2 separate regions of the Homo sapiens genome follow, and region 1 is linked to region 2. Evidence: chromatin loops called from intact Hi-C (ENCODE). Cell type or tissue: PC-9. All regions are shown on one strand. Each heading gives the region's core, and the rest is flanking DNA. Links, peaks and the distances in the headings are about the cores only. Region 1 has its middle 75 kb from the start of GASK1B-AS1. Region 2 overlaps LOC105377509 (a long non-coding RNA gene).

Region 1 (8,861 bases), core at 2,654-5,153, 79 kb after region 2:
CCTCAATCTGTTTTTTTAAAGATCAAAGAGGAAACATTCAAAGGATGCAAGTATCTTTGCATCATTAAATACATTCATTGTTTAAGCGAGGTATCCGCAGTCAATGAAAAGGAAGGATTGAGGAACTATCCAGGGGAAGATAAAATGTAGTCAAACTAAAGGTAAAGCAATCCAGTTAAACATTTTTTAACTTAGTTACAAAGCCAAATATTCCTTAAGGATATTGCTAAACATTAATTCTGATAAGAATTAGATCAATACATTTGAATAATATAATCAATCTACATAAAGTAGCATGAAGCCCACAAATCATATCTTTAACCAAAAATAGTGGTAACATTTTTTTCTTGGAAATAGCCACATAATTTTATTTGCACTCTATATAAGCTTTCCAGAGATACATTATAACATAACATTCAAATTAAGAGCTCTGAAGTTAGGTCCTGGATTCAAGGCCACGCATTGCAATTTACTAGTCGAATGACTTTGGACAAATTAATTAACCTTTCTAAACCTTTCCTAATTTTCTTGTCTATAGAAGAGAAATTATAAATAGTACCCACCTCACGGGTGCATTTGTGCCAACGTAAGGGGGTAATGCATGTAAACTATTTGGTGTATTGAGTACTCCATAGATCTTTGCTAATACCTGCTTGAAAAAGCTCTGCTGAAGAAGTTATTTAGAGCATAAAATAATGGAAAATGAAAAATAATGGAAGGAAATGCAATAAAATGTTAACAGTGGTTAACATCAAAGGAGTACAATTATGAGTGATTCTTTTCCTTTTTTTTCACTTTCCAAAAACTTTTAAATGCAACTGTATTGTATTTATCACAGAACAACACTTTATGAAAGAAAACTCAGGGCTAATACATTATTAAGTTCTTGCAAAAGTCATTGTAGTCTTTGACATTGAAAGTAATGACAAAGACCACAATTACTTTTGCACCAAATGGATACAATGGAAAACTTAAGTTACTGTTAATATTTTCTCTGTGTATGGAAACCTCCAGTCGCTAGAAACTAGCACTCATCCCCTTCACACATACCTCTTATTCCCAAATTAGGATTTTTCCAAGTCTAAGTCCCACAGGGCACATGCACAGAACTCACTGTATGACATTGATTCAACCAGTTCAATGAAAAGAATTCTGTTTCAAAGCATCCCTAAATGTAGAAACTCGTGTTCTGTAGAATTCAAACAAATAAAATTGATTCATTTGTGTAAGATATGGTTTGGTGTTAATCTGTCAAAATGTTGGATATGCTTCAAAATTTTTCTTATGATATTTTGTCCTAATGTGAGTTTACTAAAATTAACTGGTATAGTTTGAATATTTTATTCAGGAATTGGGAAAAATAGATATTTGTTTAATAGTTGCAATGATTTTTTTGACTATCAAGATTTTTCATGTCAAGTTCAGTATCATGGAATCCACATGGCTAACTAAAAAGGATGCCATGATTTTAGGTGGGGGAAATGTCACTTATTTATTTCTTTTTGTGTGATTGTTTGTTTGTTTGAGTCAGAGTCTCACTCTGTCATCCAGACTGAAGTGAAGTGGCGAGATCTCAGCTCTGCCCCCTGGGTTCGAGGGACTCTTCTGCCTCAGCCTCTCAAGTAGCTGGGATTACAGGTGCCTGCCATCACACTCGGCTAATTTTTTTGTATTTTTAACAGAGACAGGGTTGCACCATGTTGGCCAGGCTGGTCTCAAACTCCTGACCTCAAGTGATCCGCCTGCATCGGCTTCCCAAAGTGCTGGAATTATAAGTGTGAGCCACTGTACCCAGCCAAATGTCACTTATTTCTTAACAATAAGAAATTCAGAAATGATTTAAAGTAGCTTATATAGATACATTCAGTACAAAAACTATGTCCACATAAGGGAAACTTCTTTGATAACCCAGTTGGGTTATCAAATTAACCTACAATTAGTTAATTGGTTTATGAAGAACTCATTTTAAGAGTATGCAAAATCCATTCATAATCACCATGTTAAAGCCAGTTAAGATTTTTATTCTATATAAATTTTAAGACAACATTTTGTGGAAAAGGCAAAAAATGTTTATAAAGAGGTCGGTAAGAAGCTTTTCATAAAATTTCCTAATGAAGTTACAAAAGATGAGAAGTTGGCAATGATAACTAAAATTTAATCTGGGTTAATTTTATTTTTTTCCTAGAAGCATTTCTAACAAAGCATCTCATGACTTCACTGGAATTGAAAAGTATAAAATAACTGTATTTGGTTTGCATAACCCTCTCTGGAGATGCGTGGGCAGGGAGGACACAAAGCACAATAGTGAGCACACCTGTGTCCCCTAACAACATTTCACAGGTGATATCAGGTCAAAATAAGCATCAGAGATGTCAGGAAGTAAAAAAATAAATCATGAAAGAAATAGCCTGCTGGGACTTCTTATCCCCTGTGCCAACCTCCTTCAATCTTTCAGAATCTGTATGGGAAAGAGGGGTGGCCATAGACACTTCTTAAAAATGGGAAGTGGAGATTTAAGCATTGGCTGCCCATAATGTTGACTTTTTTTCTTCTGAAAATATGGGCCAAGTCCTTACCTATCTTCCTGAAACATGTCACACCCAATAGTACCCACATCAGTACAAAATACGGATAACCCTGAAGGCCGATGTACTTAAAAGATGCATTAAAATTAAGAACTATGAAAAAATAAGCTGCTGCTTACCTCCCACGAAGATCTGTGTTACTATGCTAAATGAGAAATGTTGTTTTGGCCATCATTCTGAAACTTTTTTTTTTGAGACGGAGTTTCACTCTTGTTGTCCAGGCTGGACTGGAGTGCAATGGCACGACCTCGGCTCACCGCAACCTCCGCCTCCCGGGTTCAAGCAATTATCCTGCCTCAGCCTCCCGAGTAGCTGGGATTACAGGCATGCGTCACCACGCCCGGCTAATTTTGTATTTTTAGTAGAGACGGGGTTTCTCCATGTTGGTCAGGCTGGTCTCCAACTCCTGACCTCAGGTGATCCGCCCACCTTGGCCTCCCAAAGTGCTGGGATTGCAGGCATGAGCCACCGCGCCAGGCCCATTCTGAAACTTTCACGAGATCAAACGCAGACACCTGAGTTAAGGAAAGTGAGATGTGAGACAGGTAGAGATTTTGTGCCCGTTCGAGAAGCAAATGTATAATTTATGAACATCTTTCATCTCCACAAATGGTGAACATATTTTTTATTATTTTTTAACTGCAAAATATTCTCATTCTCATGAATTTGTTTAAGAGTCATTTACTTGCAAAATGTTGAGAAACCTGTGTTCTGTTCTTGGCAAATAACCTTGGCATTAGCAACTGCAGAAGCAGATGCTTGTCCACACTGTTATCCAGAAAGAAAAAAAAAACACTCCAAGGTCAGAACTAGCTGAAAAAACTACAGCAAACCACAGATGAAGAAAAATACAGAAAATGAATGATGAACAAGAAGGGTGGGAACCAGTGATTCTGCCTGAATTCCATTGAATTTAGTGGTGTGTATTACTTAGAGGAAGAAAGCAAGTAGCACCCACAAGCATTCATTATGATTAGCCTTTATCATGATAGTCTCACCTTGAATTGTAAAATTTTATTACACAGCTTTGTAATTAGGCTAAAGTCATCACACTAATGCCAGCTTTATGAAATATTGCAGAAGTTCTTCCTATTATTCATTGAGATGAAATAATTTTTTGAAGTGTGATTAAATCCAAGCTCCAATCAGAAAAGCAGATTACTCACCCTGATGATCAAGCAACAATAAAAATTTGTCCAATGTCAAAGAGCTGGAAACAAATAGGACACATTTACTGTTATAAAAGAAATCTCTGAAAATTTTAATGTTTGTTTCATCTGCACAAAACACACATCAAAAGAAATGCTACACAAATGCTGCACTTGTACAAATTTGTTTCGGTGTTTCTTCTTTCTACCTGTGTCAGAGGCATTGGAACTGGACTGGCTCAAGGTTGAACAGGGGCTGGATAAAATGAGGCTGAGACCTGCTGGGCTGCATTCCCAGGGGGTGAGGCATTCTTAGTCACAGGATGAGAAAGCAAGATACAGGTCACAAAGACCCTACTGATAAAAGAGAATGCAGCAAAGAAGCTGGCCAAAACCAAGAGAGCAATGAAAGTGACCTGTGGTAATCCTCACTGCTCATTCTATGCTAATTATAATGCATCAACAGGCTAAAAGACTCTCCCACCAGCCCATGACAGTTTACAAATACCATGGCAATGTCTGGATGTTACCCTAGATGATCTAGAAACATGGGAGGAACCCTCAGTTGGGGGAGCTCCCCACCCCTTTCTTAGAAAACTCATGAATAATCCACCCCTTGTTTAATATATAATCAAGAAATAACAACAAGTATACAGAGCAGCAGCCCATGCCGCTGTTCTGTCTATGGAGTAGCCATTCTTTTATTCCTTCACTTTCTTAATAAACTTGCTTTCACCTTACTCTGTGGACCTACTCTGAATTCTTTATTGTGCAAGACCCAAGAACCCTCTTCTTGGGGTCTGGATCAGGACCCCTTTCCAGTAACACCTAGATTTATAGAGTAGGCTAATCGTTGGCAAAGGAAAAAAATGAACATAATGTAAAGGTTATTCAGGATCAAAGCTAACATCTACCAAGTGAATAATTTGCTCTAATTGGAATGAATTCTGTGGAAGCATTTGGAAATGTAATGGTCTGTAAAAATAGTAAATAAATGCTTCCTGACCAACTATTGCAGGTGATTGAACAGTGATTTGATTTCGGTGCTTAGTAGTGCTTACTTCTGCCTATCTGACATTGCTTATGTCAACTTCGTTACGAATATCCAAGTTGATTTCCAGGTTTCAGATTCAATCTCTGTGCTTGGAGGTGGATTACAGAAAAGCATACATGGGGACCCAGTGAACATGTCAATTAGCCTGAAAGGAAGCACAATTTTTATTCCCTCCTATCAAGTTCAGGCAGGCAAATATCCTGACAGAGATTTAAGAGTTCCAGGAGGTCGCTTCTATCACTGGTCTCCCAGGCAAGGAAAGATGCTAGTTTTCACAGCTAACTAAAATGCTCTGAAAGCTGACCTTGGGCTGTTTCTTTTTCTTTTTTTTTTTTTTTAATTATACATTGAGTTCTAGGGTACATGTGCAGAACATGCAGGTTTGTTACATATGTATACATGTGCCATGTTGGTGTGCTGCACCCATTAACTCGTCGTTTACATTAGATATATTTCCTAATGCTATCCCTCCCCACTTCCCCCACCCCATGACAGGCCCCAGTGTGTGATGTTCCCCTTCCTGTGTCCAAGTGTTCTCATTGTTCAATTCCCACCTATGAGTGAGAACATGCAGTGTTTGGTTTTTTGTCCTTGCGATAGTTTTCTAATAATGATGGTTTCCAGCTTCATCCATGTCCCTACAAAGGACATGAACTCATCCTTTTTTATGGCTACATAGAATTCCATGGTGTATATGTGCCACATTTTCTTAATCCAGTCTATCATTGATGGACATTTGGGTTGGTTCTGGGCTGTTTCTTAACCTCTCCTCCAGCAGAATGGGATTGGAGGGTGCTACCAGCACACAGGCCCAGGAGCAGAGGTGGGAGATGGCTATTGCTTCACTTCTTCACTTACCCAGACTGAAATGAAAGCTCATTTTCTTCAGTTTGGATGATTGGAGATATTTTAAAAAAAATGAATGGCAATAAAATCTTCAACAAGGGGGCATTTCATAAAGTAAAATTTTGGATTCAAATTTTACTAATATTTTGGCTGTAGATTACACACAGTTCGTGCAATAGCTATTCCCTAATTACTATACTTTTTTTTTTTTTTTTTTTTTGAGACGGAGTCTCGCTCTGTCGCCCAGGCTGGAGTGCAGTGGCGCGATCTCGGCTCACTGCAAGCTCCGCCTCCCGGGTTCACGCCATTCTCCTGCCTCAGCCTCCCGAGTAGCTGGCGCCCGCCACCACGCCCGGCTAATTTTTTGTATTTTCAGTAGAAACGGGGTTTCACCGTGTTAGCCAGGATGGTCTCGATCTCCTGACCTCGTGATCCGCCCTCCTCGGCCTCCCAAAGTGCTGGGATTACAGGCGTGAGCCACCGCGCCCGGCCTTACTGTACTTTTATTAGGGAGCCACTTGATACTTTAATTCTACTTTTCACATACCACCTAGTGTGTTCAAGATGCTCGACTTCTTAAGGGCAGATTTTATTTTATTCATCCATGTCGCCTCCACAGCATCTGTTTAGCACCGTGCCATAAACAAATGCTTGTTGCTGCTCTCAGGTCTCAGCACCACATCTCACTGATATTTCCTCACCTCTTGTGATGTAGAAATCAGATCCTATATTCCTCGGGTGTATTAGTTTATTCCATTAGTTTATTCCAGGATTTATTTATTTTCTTCCAGTCCCCATTTCCATCCATTTTCTCCAGTCCTATTTTTTTTTTCCTTTGGTCAGTCCTACTGCCTAATGATTAGACAGGTGACAGAAAACATGCAAGTATGGAAGATCATCAATAAATATGCATCATTTGATTGACTGAAAGTCATCAGAGGAGGCAGAACAAGAAAAGTCAAGGACGGTATGACAGAAACAAAAAACTATATAGAACATAAGACAAAGTGGTACCTTAGGGATGTCTGATCATCCTCTAAACACAGAACAAGAACTCCCTATATAAAATACAATAATCTAAAATTTACCATACAATTTGGTCTTTGTGTTCTGTGTGTCAGAGGCCTACCATCATCTGTGATATTCACAGACTCTTGTCAGTGAAAAGAAAGAAGCCCCAGGCATTCTGTTGGGAGCTTCACTAAAATATCCCCACCAACACGAGGTGCTTTCTCATTAAAGTCTCAGGAGTTTCTGTTTTTAAGGCCAGAAATCTTTTTTAAAGAATTTTTTTTTAATTTACCTCTTCTCTTGACCAAATAAGGATATTCTTCCACAGAATAAACTGGAATATTGGCACGTTAGTCTCTTTGACAAATTCATGAATCCTTGAGAATTAAGAAGGTTAATGTAATTAAGTTAACCCCAAGTTAAGAAAGTTCATTAGGAAAATTATAAATCCATATTGTTTATATTTTCATTGTTAAATATGGCTCTTTATAATAATAAAATTCTGCACTATGGTGATAGGTATCACATAAAAATGCATAACTTATCTAATGGATCATTCCGTAAAATATAATAGGAGATGAATTCAAGGCACTCTTGGCTTTCTCATTGGTTTGGTCACACATCATGCAAACAAGTATTTACAGTGTTAATTATTCTCCCTTGTCATGAATAGATCTTCCTCTAGGGCTGAGATAGGGAAAGATGCAGGGAAAAGGATATGGAGCATTGAAAATTACTGTAAAAACCATCATTCTGAGCAAACTATCACAAGGACAGAAAACCAAACACCGCATAATTCTCACTCATAGGTGGGAATTGAACAATGAGAACAACTGGACACAGGGTGGGGAACATGACACACAGGGGCCTGTCGTGGGGTGGGGGGAGTGGAGAGGGATAGCATTAGGAGATATACCTAATGTAAATGACGAGTTAATGGGTGCAGCACACCAACATGGCACATGTATACATATGTAACAAACCTGCACGTTGTATACATGTACCCTAGAACTTAAAGTATAATGAAAAAAAAAGAAAATTACTGTAAAAATATTAGATTTTTCAAGTTAAGTGAATTTTAAAGTTAATTTCTTATCGTCTTAAACCACATTTCAGTATATAAAGTCATGTGGCACATAAGGACATTTCGCCAACACCAGACCACATATAACAATGGTGGTCCCGTAAGATTAAAATACCACATTTTTACTATGTTAAGCTCACTAATGAATAGTCATAGTCAATTCTCAGTCCTCAGACACAGCTTCCTCTGCTACTTTTTTTTACTTTTTCCACTTGTCTCATTGGCTACTTTTTTTTTTTTTCAGACAGGGTCTCACTGGTGCAATGACAGCTTACTGCATCCTTGACCTCCCAGGCTCAAGCAACCCTCCCACTCCAGCCTCCTGAGTAGCTGGAACTACAAGCACATATCACCATGCCAGGCTAATTTTTTTCTATTTTTTGTGCAGACAGGGTCTCACTGTCCTGCCCAGGCTGGAGTGCAGTGGTACAATGACAGCTCACTGCACTCTTGACCTCCCAGGCTCAAGCAACCCTCCCACTCCAGCCTCCTGAGTAGCTGGAACTACAAGCGCATATCACCATGCCAGGTTAATTTTTTTCTATTTTTTGTACAGATGGGGTCTCACTGTCTTGCCTAGGCTTGTCTCAAACACCTGAGCTCAAGTGATCCTCCTGCCTCAGTCTCCCAAAGTGCTGAGATTACAGGCATGAGACATTATGCCTGGCCAGCTACTCTTTTTCAGACTCCTCCATGACTAATAAACACCCCAAACTTAAAATGCCCGGAAGTAAACTTCCTCCCCCAACCCCTACCCCTACAATACTTGCCTAACCTGTGCTATTTTCTGTCTTGGTCGTTGTTGATGCTTCTGTTTCTCTGAGACCAACATACAGTCTGTTAATTCCATCTTCAAAATGTGTCAGGCATCTGACCACTTATGTTTACTGTCACTGCTCTCACTGTGATCCAAACCACCGTCATCATTCACCTGGATCACCAAAACCGCTTCCTACCTGGCCTCCCTGCTTCTGCTCTTGTTCCCTACAGTGTATTCAACAGACATCAACCAAAGTGATCCTATTGAAAAAGAAGTTAGGTCCAGTCACCTCCTTGTTCAAAATCCATCAGAGTAAAAGCCCAAATCCTTACAAGGGCACATAAGTCCCCACATGGCCCGGTCCTTTGTCACT
Region 2 (8,861 bases), core at 3,830-6,329:
AGCATAGGGCACATAAGTCTGTGTGAGGGAATAAATAGGGTAAGTTCATAACCAAGCAAGATAGATAGATAATAGATAGAGAGAGAGATAGACAGATTTAATGAATCTATCACTATAAGTGCTTTGAGAGAAGTCTCTACAGTGCACAAGGAGAGTATAAATGAGGGAATGGCATTTCTTTGGAGGTTAAGGTTTAGTTTTCTAAAGGGAAATGATGGCCAATGTCTGCTTTTTGTTTACTTTTTTTGTTTTTTGGGCTTTTTTTTTTTTTTGAGATGGGGTCTCATTTTGTCTCCCAGGCTGGAATGCAATGGTGTGATCATGGGTCACTGCATCCTTGACCTCCCTGACTCAAGCAATCGCCCGTCTGTCTCAGCCTCCCGCGGTGCTGGGACTACAGTCATGAGCCATCATGTCTGGCCTGCCAAGGTCTGTTTTGAGAAGAGTGAATATGGGGATCTTACACTGTGCAATATTTGAAATATCTAGAGGAAACATTATATAATGCAGTAGAAAATGCTTGAAAAAAACGTGAAGTATCTTGACAGCCCACTAAAAACACTGTATGATTTGTTTTGCCCTATATTGCAGTACTTCGGTGGCTTTAGCTGAATACGGTTCATCACAAGCCAACCTGTTAACATGCAGATGTGAACAAATGATCAAATAGAACTGAAGTTTATGGCCATTGCTTAACTCTTAGAGAATAAAAGGCAATAGCATTTCCCGATTATGAAGAATTCTACCTTTGTAAAAAATTAAACAAATGAAATTGTATCACTTATTTTCTAAAGGAATAAATTTAGAAAATATCACCTTTGGTCATAGTTGTCACCAGAACTGAATTTAAAATATTCATTCACTATCATTGCAGCCTGTACAGTCACTACAGTCTATGGTTTAAATATGGCCATTTTAAATTTGGGGGGTTTTGTTTTGATAATCACAAATAACTTTGATAAATGGTCAAATTTCACTTTTTTTATGTTTACCACATTTATTGGGTATTTTCCAATGTACCAATGCTGAGTCTTTTGGAACTGTCATTTGTAGCTGGTGCTTGTTTGACATGTGGAACCCAAAGACAGCAGAACTCTCTGTGGTCCCCATCCTAGTGCCCCCTCCCCACCCCTGCATCATTCCTGTGCCCCTCTAGGGGATGTGGCCAAGACTTTTGGAAGCCAGTGCCTTCCAGCTATAACAGTGTTGATATTCTGATATATTTACCAAGGCTCTAGTTTATACACAATCAGTTCTTCTCAAGTTGCCTCCTGCACTTATCAGTGGGACTGAAACACAACATAAAGACTACTGTCAATATTAAAGTTTTTGGCAAAGAGTGTGCACCTGAATCATCTTCTTTGTGCAGGGAGGTAGGATTAGGCACTGGGTTTGTCACAGAGCAAGCTGTTGTAAAGAAGTGAAGTGGATCCTGGAGATGGTTCTGTTGCAGTGGCAGTACAGTATCTCACCAGGTAGTGGCTGGAGTTGGCTCCAAGTCTCTGGCAGGGGAACACCTTGACACACGTCTGGGGTCGCTGGCACTCCCTTCCTCTCTGACTCCAGCCTTAAGGTGAAGAATTCCATGTAGCTTCTTGTCCTTTCCCCTCAGCTGTCTTTGCTTCACAAGGTTTTAGCCCAAATAAAGAGTACAAATCCCAAAGCCACATAGAAATGAACTTTCTGCTAACTGGAAGCTTTAAGTGAGTAAAGGTACTTTATAATGAAAAATGCATACATTTAGTTTAGGAAAACTGAGATGTTAACATGTACCTGGTGAAATAAGAAGAAATATCATCCTGATAATTCTCAAATTTTCTTCCCCTACAAGCACTGATCTCTAGCAAAGTGGGAAGAATATGTAAACTTCACTGTCATCATATAACATATTTCTGTTTATTAGGTGATTTTGTAGATAGTTTCAGTTTCATATTTAATATTATTTTATTTTCTGTTTATTTTTTAAATTAATTCTTGGCTCAATTTGGATCATGTGCTTTTAGAAAATTATTTTAATTATGATAGGAGACTTAAGTTGGTTATTTAGAGAGGACTCTGTTTGTTTACAGTTTTATGATCCTTCTCAAATGCTTTAAGAAACTGAAAGCCTGTAAAGCTTTCATGCATACTGTGAACTGCACACTTCAGTTCACAGAAGAGATTTAATTAGAATATGTTGATGATGAGCAGTCCATCTTTTTCATGTAGTATAATTTATTAGACATAAAGGTGGCATTATTTATACTGTTCAACCATACTTACATATATGCAAATATGAATTTAATTTGATTGTCTTGTTTAACCCTTGAAAAGCACTGAAGCCATCAATAGACAACCTTTAAGATGCTTCAGGGGAAGAGATACTTTTCCCAATAAATGTTATTGCCCTTCTGTCATTAGTAATTAGTATTTTAGCTTCATAGCTTGTTCTTTTGTCTAATATATTTCTGTAAATCTTTCATTCTCTAGCCAATCAATCAGAAGAAATTTTTAAGAGTTGATGGATGGTATGTGTGTGTGTGTGTTTTCACATAAATCAAAGTTGTACAGCAAGTTTGATTGTCATGCTGAGCTTGTCAAAATTAATCTAAGATTTATCATAAAGAAAAAAATGATTTTTTTCTGTTATATAGTTTGTGAGTTAACATAGAATGGTGGAGTAAGTAGCCTTTAGAATATACTTCCAATTCAATTAGTCCTAAGGTTTATATTACATTAAAGTAAAAATTCTCTGGACACAAACAAATATTAAGAATATATATAGTATTCTGAAAAATATGTTAATAAACTTCATTTTAATTTTATTAAATAGCACATTTTCTGTTACTTAATATTATTTAGAGAAGCAGGAGAATGAGAGCAATGAACACATGTCAGATGAGCAAGTAGAGAGGAAATTAAAGGACTAAAGGCATTGTTTCTGAAAATAAAAAAACCAGGCTATGGTCATACTGCCCTGAATGCGCCCAAACTCATCTGAAAACAAACAAACAAAAAAAAACAAACAAACTTTAAAACCAAATTTTAATATACGATAATAAAATTTAAAAAACAGAGAGAAAAAATCCATAATGTTCTCAATGGATGGTGAACAAAATGAAAACATGGTTTGATTTAGTTTGGTTTTTGTAAGAAAATGGAGTAAATTTTTCATCCAAACTCCAAATTCAATTTTGTTTAAATGTCTCTGATCTGTCCTTTAAAATGGGTGATTTCACTCAGTCTCTTAAAACACAAACACGCACAGAGCAGGAGCAACACCCCTACTCTGCAGTTGGGTAGTTGTTCTCCAGATTCTAAAAACAACAGCAAAAACAAGTTATATGAGGCCTGTTCATGTATATTACCTGATTTGGTCCTGCTGAATATAGAAGAGGCTATCTTTGCTTTGAACAAATGACACATTTTGTGATTCATTTTTAGAGCCTAGGAGAGGAAATAGACAGCAGTTGCTTTGAAACAGAGAAAGAAGACAGCCCACTCCTAAGAAATAAACCAAAGATCTCTAGAAAGTGCCACTGGGGTTGGGTTGACAAGGAAGTTAATGATAAGTGACAATAAAAACAACAATTAAAAACCTGAATTTATCCTAAGCATTTATTTCTTTTAAAAGACACTCTAACATCTTTTATTGTTTTAATTGAAGAGCTATATAATTTTCCTATTTAAATCTATTTTATTTCTCTTGCCTATTCACAAGCTCAAACAGAAGTCTTCTCCTTTTGCTATGTGTTTTTTTCTCCTTTACAAATTGGACTTCTTTATTACCAGCACAAAGCTTTAAAAATCCACATAGACCAGAGTGACCACTTGACTCATTTTTCAGAGATAACAACACTAAGCTCTTTTTATTTTTCTTTAGTTGCACTGGTGATTATCATAGATCACATTGCTTGATAGATACATAAGGCATGAAAATTGTTGGCCACAATGTACTAGGGAATGGTAAGGAAGATACTCTGAGTCATAACTAAACCATGGGGTTTAATATTTTGTTTCATTAATTTAACAAATATATAGTGCATGCTATTCTACTAAGTATATACAGTTCCAGGAACTGAGAATACAGTAATAGTTATTGTTTATACAGTAATGAGGAAAAACTTAAAACATATAATTAATAAATGCTATATGGGACCAGGTGCAATGGCTCATGCCTGTAATCACAGCACTTTGGGAGGCCAAAGCAGGCACATCACTCGAGGTCAGGAGTTCGAGACGAGCCTGGCCAACACGGTGAAACTCCATCACTACTAAAAAAAAAACGAAAATTAGCCAGGTGTGGTGGCATATGCCTGTAATCCCAAGTTACTTGGGAGGCTGAGGCAGAAGAATTGCTTGAACCCAGGATGAGGAGGTTGCAGTGAGCCAAGATTATGCCACTGCACTCCAGCCTGGGTGACAGAGCAAGACTGTCTCAAAAATAAAAAAATAAAAAAATAAAACTCTGCATGGTCTGTCTCATAATACCACTAGAAATAGTCCTAAATTGTGAATTAACTATTTTAATAGATTTGCTTTTAAAGCTGAAACATATGAAACTTATAAAAGACAATAAAATCACATATGTACTGTTTTTATTTATTTACATATCTAGTTCTCCTATCACTAGACTAAGTTTTAATCCCCAGTAACTACCTTTGCAAAGCATAAAATAATCAAATACATATTCATTTAATCATTGGATTTAATTATAATCCCAAAATATTAACTTAGAAAACATAAAACTGTCAAACCTCAAGTATCCTCAATGTTAAAGCTTTTATTTTACTTTGAATTTCTTAAAACAGGTTCAACTTTCCCAATGCCACTTGGTTAGCAATTGGCAGAAATAAATAGAAATTTGGCTCTGCTCAGAACACATCCTTTTCATTGAAACTTTTTTTTCTATCAAGGCTTTTAGTTGAATTTTTTTCAAAGTGCCACAAATATAAAAGAGAATTAGCACTATATTTTAAATATAAAGCAATACAAATAAATAAAATTGGGTTGACTATTGATTAAACAACATTTCCAGTACCTTCTAAAACTTATTTTCTTGTGACATAACTTTTCTTCTGAAAGATTAATGCTAGCTAGAGATAGCTAGTTGTTTGCCAAACACTAGGTCGAGTTGGGTATTTCTGTGTACCGAAGGGTAGAGTTGCTCTGGAAACTGGCTTCTCTCACAGCCTTGCATGAAATTAGGGTCAGATGATTGGGTTCTGGCCAAGAGAATGTGAATGAAAGTGACATGAACTAGGACTTTTCAAACTTTCGTTTTCATAAAGACCACCTGAGAAACTAGTTAAACCATCTATTCCTGAACTCTACCAACAGTTTCTAATTCAGTAGGGCTGGAAAAAGGCTGGTTTGTGGGTAATGCTGATGCTATCTGCCCATGACTCACACACTGATATACATGACTACTACTTTGCCCATATCCAGTAAAAAAAAGAGATATTTTTAATAATATCATTATTTCTATGTTATGAACGAACAAAAAAGTAACCATCTATTTACAAGTAGATAACAACTGGTTATATTCTCTACCATCAATTTTTGTTGTGGACAATTACAAATTCCATTTATTTGTTTGTTTGTATGTTTTGGACAATTACAAATTCCATTTATTTGTTTGTCTGTTTGTTTGTGTTTGAGACAGAGTCTCACTCTTGTCACCCAGGCTGGAGTGTAGTGGCACCATCTCAGCTCACTGCAACCTCCACCTCCCAGTTACAAGTTATTCTCCTGCCTCAGCTTCCCAAGTAGTTGGGATTACAGGCACATGACACCATGCCCGGCCAATTTTTGTATTTTTATTACAGACGGGGTTTCACCATGTTGACCAGGCTGGTCTCGAATTCCTGACTTCAAGTGATCTGCCTGCCTCAGCCTCCCAAAGTGCTGGGATTACAGGCATGAGCCACTGCACCCGGCCACAAATTCGGTTTTTAATACACATATTGCAAAGGTAGAAAATCCTATTCCAACCAGGGGATAGTTATATGAAAAAAAAGTTGGCAGAAGAGTAAGAACTATGAATTTAAGACATCATTTGTTGTCTCTGTATTATTCCCAAGAAATCATAGCCAAAAGAAAGAAAAAATGATGCAAAGTGAAAAAAACACTAGCACATATTTTATCCTTAGAAGATCTCTACTGACCACCATGATGGTGGTAATTACTTTATGATGTAAACTACAACAATTAAGCTATTCCTAGCACACTTATTATGAGCTTCAGAAAATCACAAGGATGCAAACACAACTAAACTACATTAATGTGGACTCTCTTTTCAGCATAAAAACAAGATGTTCTACGGGTATGCCAGGAAAAGGTTTTTGGCTTAGGCAACTCCTTCCAGAAACAGTTACTCTATCCTTCAGTCCACTTTTTAGTTTACTTATAACCTTCTCACAGCTCAATAGCTTCCCTCTTCACCTTCATCTTTTCACCTCTGGCACAATGTGGAAACAGCTCATCCAATGCCTAACTCAGTCTCCATGGTTTCAACCCATTATTTCAACATCCTTATAAAAACATTCTTAGTACTCCTGGAGTAAAATTTTATTTCACAATATGTCTGCTATTTATGATCCCCCTATATCTGCTTAAGCCTGTAATCTTTCAAAGCAAGCACCTTCAGATAGCTTCCCGTTATTAACTTGAGATCAAGGATTAGTCTCCACTGTATAGTAATTATTCAAGGTGGACAATGAAGGTTTTTGTTTTTCTTGCCCTACCACAGAGCTGAGAACTCTACCCAAAAATTATGTCATCATTTTTTCCTGCATTTGTAGTAGGCATTAGCATCATTTGGTGAATGGGATGCTTGATGTAAAAAGTAGTTACAACTTGCCTAATAACACAGTCAACATTTTTAGGAAAGTTAACATTAGAATGGAAGACTCACAAACCCAATATATGTATATATTGTATATGTACATATATTGCGTATATGTATATATTGTATATGTACATATATTGTGTATATGTACTAACATATACACAATATATGTATATATTGTATATGTACATATATTGTGTATATGTACTAACATATACACAATATATGTATATATTGTATATGTACATATATTGTGTATATGTACTAACATATGTATATGTATACATATATATTCTAAGCTATTTAACCTTTAGTAATAATTATATTGTAAAAATTAAAATGGCCCCAGAACACCCAGATCTGTGTTTGCAATAAATGAAAAATTGACAAATTATTTATATTTCATTATCTCTCTCGATTATATATTCCATGTGGCAGGCACCACACATATCATTCATCAATCACAATAATACAGTGCAGCATGGTACGACGAATCTAAAAGGTGCTTGGTAAATATTAGTTAAATCAATGTTGAAAATATTAAGTAAAAATCATAAAGTATGCCTGAAGAAACCTCATTTATTCCTGGCTTTTTTTTTCTTTCACTTTTATTTTACTTCGTGTCGTGGTTAAGAGCACAGCTTCCAGAATCAGACTGCCTGGGTTATAAGTCATGGCTCCTCTATTGAGCAAGTTACTTAACTGCTTCGTTACTCAGTTTCCCCAGCTGTAAAAAAAGTATAACAATGCCACATAACTCAAATAAATTTATGAGAATTATATGAGAAAGTTCACATTGACCTCTTGGGTTAGTATTGTAATCAGTTAGTAATTGTTCACTATTATGAGACTTTTCACTTGATATTGGTAAACAGCTCTGTTTTTTAAATTTATGATAAATATACCAATCATACAGAGATATAAAGGATGGAAATTAGATCAGAGAATATCACAAAAATATGTTCATCATAAAATAAATAAAAATAATGGGTCTTTATATTTGAAATCATGTCTAGAACATTATCTAATACCCATCATTTCATTCTAATTAGGGCCTTATAGGTAAATAGAGTTTCTTGATATTCTATTGTTTTATTTCAAGACAGGAAAATAAAGATATGCCGCATTTTAAAGGTGCACAGTTGCTAATGAAGATACCTGAAATTCAGCTGTCAGCCCTCTGAACCATATATTAGATCAATTCGACAGTTTATTCAGTTAGTACCACTGGCAGAATTTCTCCATAATTCTTACCATATGTACTTTTTTCTGCATTTCACTTCCCTTTTTGCTCTTTTGCTCTCTCTCTTCAACTTTATCTACTTTTTGTTGCAATTGTTTTGGTGATTTTATTGTTATCATTGGTGGTGGTGCTGGTGATAGTGGTGGTTTTTGGAACAATTGCTTTTCCTTCCCTAGCTATCTCTTTATTTTTCTCTTTCCATGACCTAAGAAGCAAAAGTGCCCAGTAATACACAGGAGCCTTGCTTTGTTAGCAGAATTTGTCATTTGAACTATGTGACCTCTATAATCATTTGTTCTACAGATGCCTTCTTTAAAGACTCATTTCGGAACAAGAAAAGGCTTTCAGACATTCTCCAATGACTAGCAGCATTTGCCATCCATCTTTAAATGGGTAATTCCCCTGTCAAAGACCTAGTCTCCTAGATAATTATATGCAGAGAACTATTATTTATTTTCCCTGCCAATGCACTGGAATCATACCAAATAAATCATGTGCTGTGGTATTAAATGTTGGTGAAATAAATGAACATGAGGTTTTAGAGTGACATGTCTTGGGAGTCAAAAGTACCTATGAGCTAAGGCATTTATCTCACTTGTTCAGGAGCTGACATTGGGTTCAGTAATTGGAAATTCGCATCATAATATTACAAAGGACAAATATTCACCCATTTCCATTGAGATGGCTTCCTCTTTAAAAGAATTATTTAGAGAGATTTGCACTGCTCTCTTGATATTGATAGTTTATTCAGCTGTTGAACAATAACTTAGGTTTTTCCAGACCATCATT

Evidence for each region. A loop is a pair of places that touch in the nucleus more often than their neighbours do. Peaks named below come from ENCODE experiments on the same cell type or tissue, not always from the same donor. Only the 100,000 strongest peaks of a DNase experiment are listed, where the experiment ranks them.
Region 1: a loop joins it to region 2, with 8 times the contacts of the local background. A loop is called at or near these places in 3 of 110 quality-filtered maps.

The regions. Positions count from the first base shown.
Region 1 is chr4:158,090,827-158,099,687 of GRCh38, forward strand. No RefSeq gene overlaps it. Among named protein-coding and RNA genes, the nearest start is that of GASK1B-AS1, 75 kb to the right of the region's middle. RefSeq lists an enhancer at 3,300-4,499. In PC-9, for the core only: no CTCF peak of the experiment used is centred there; DNase peaks (open chromatin) are centred at 3,455 and 4,025; H3K4me3 peaks cover 1,729 bases; H3K27ac peaks cover 2,455 bases.
Region 2 is chr4:158,010,179-158,019,039 of GRCh38, forward strand. The region is part of intron 1 of LOC105377509 (a long non-coding RNA gene); the gene reads right to left. Among named protein-coding and RNA genes, the nearest start is that of GASK1B-AS1, 160 kb to the right of the region's middle. RefSeq lists a silencer at 5,539-5,695. In PC-9, for the core only: no CTCF peak of the experiment used is centred there; no DNase peak of the experiment used is centred there.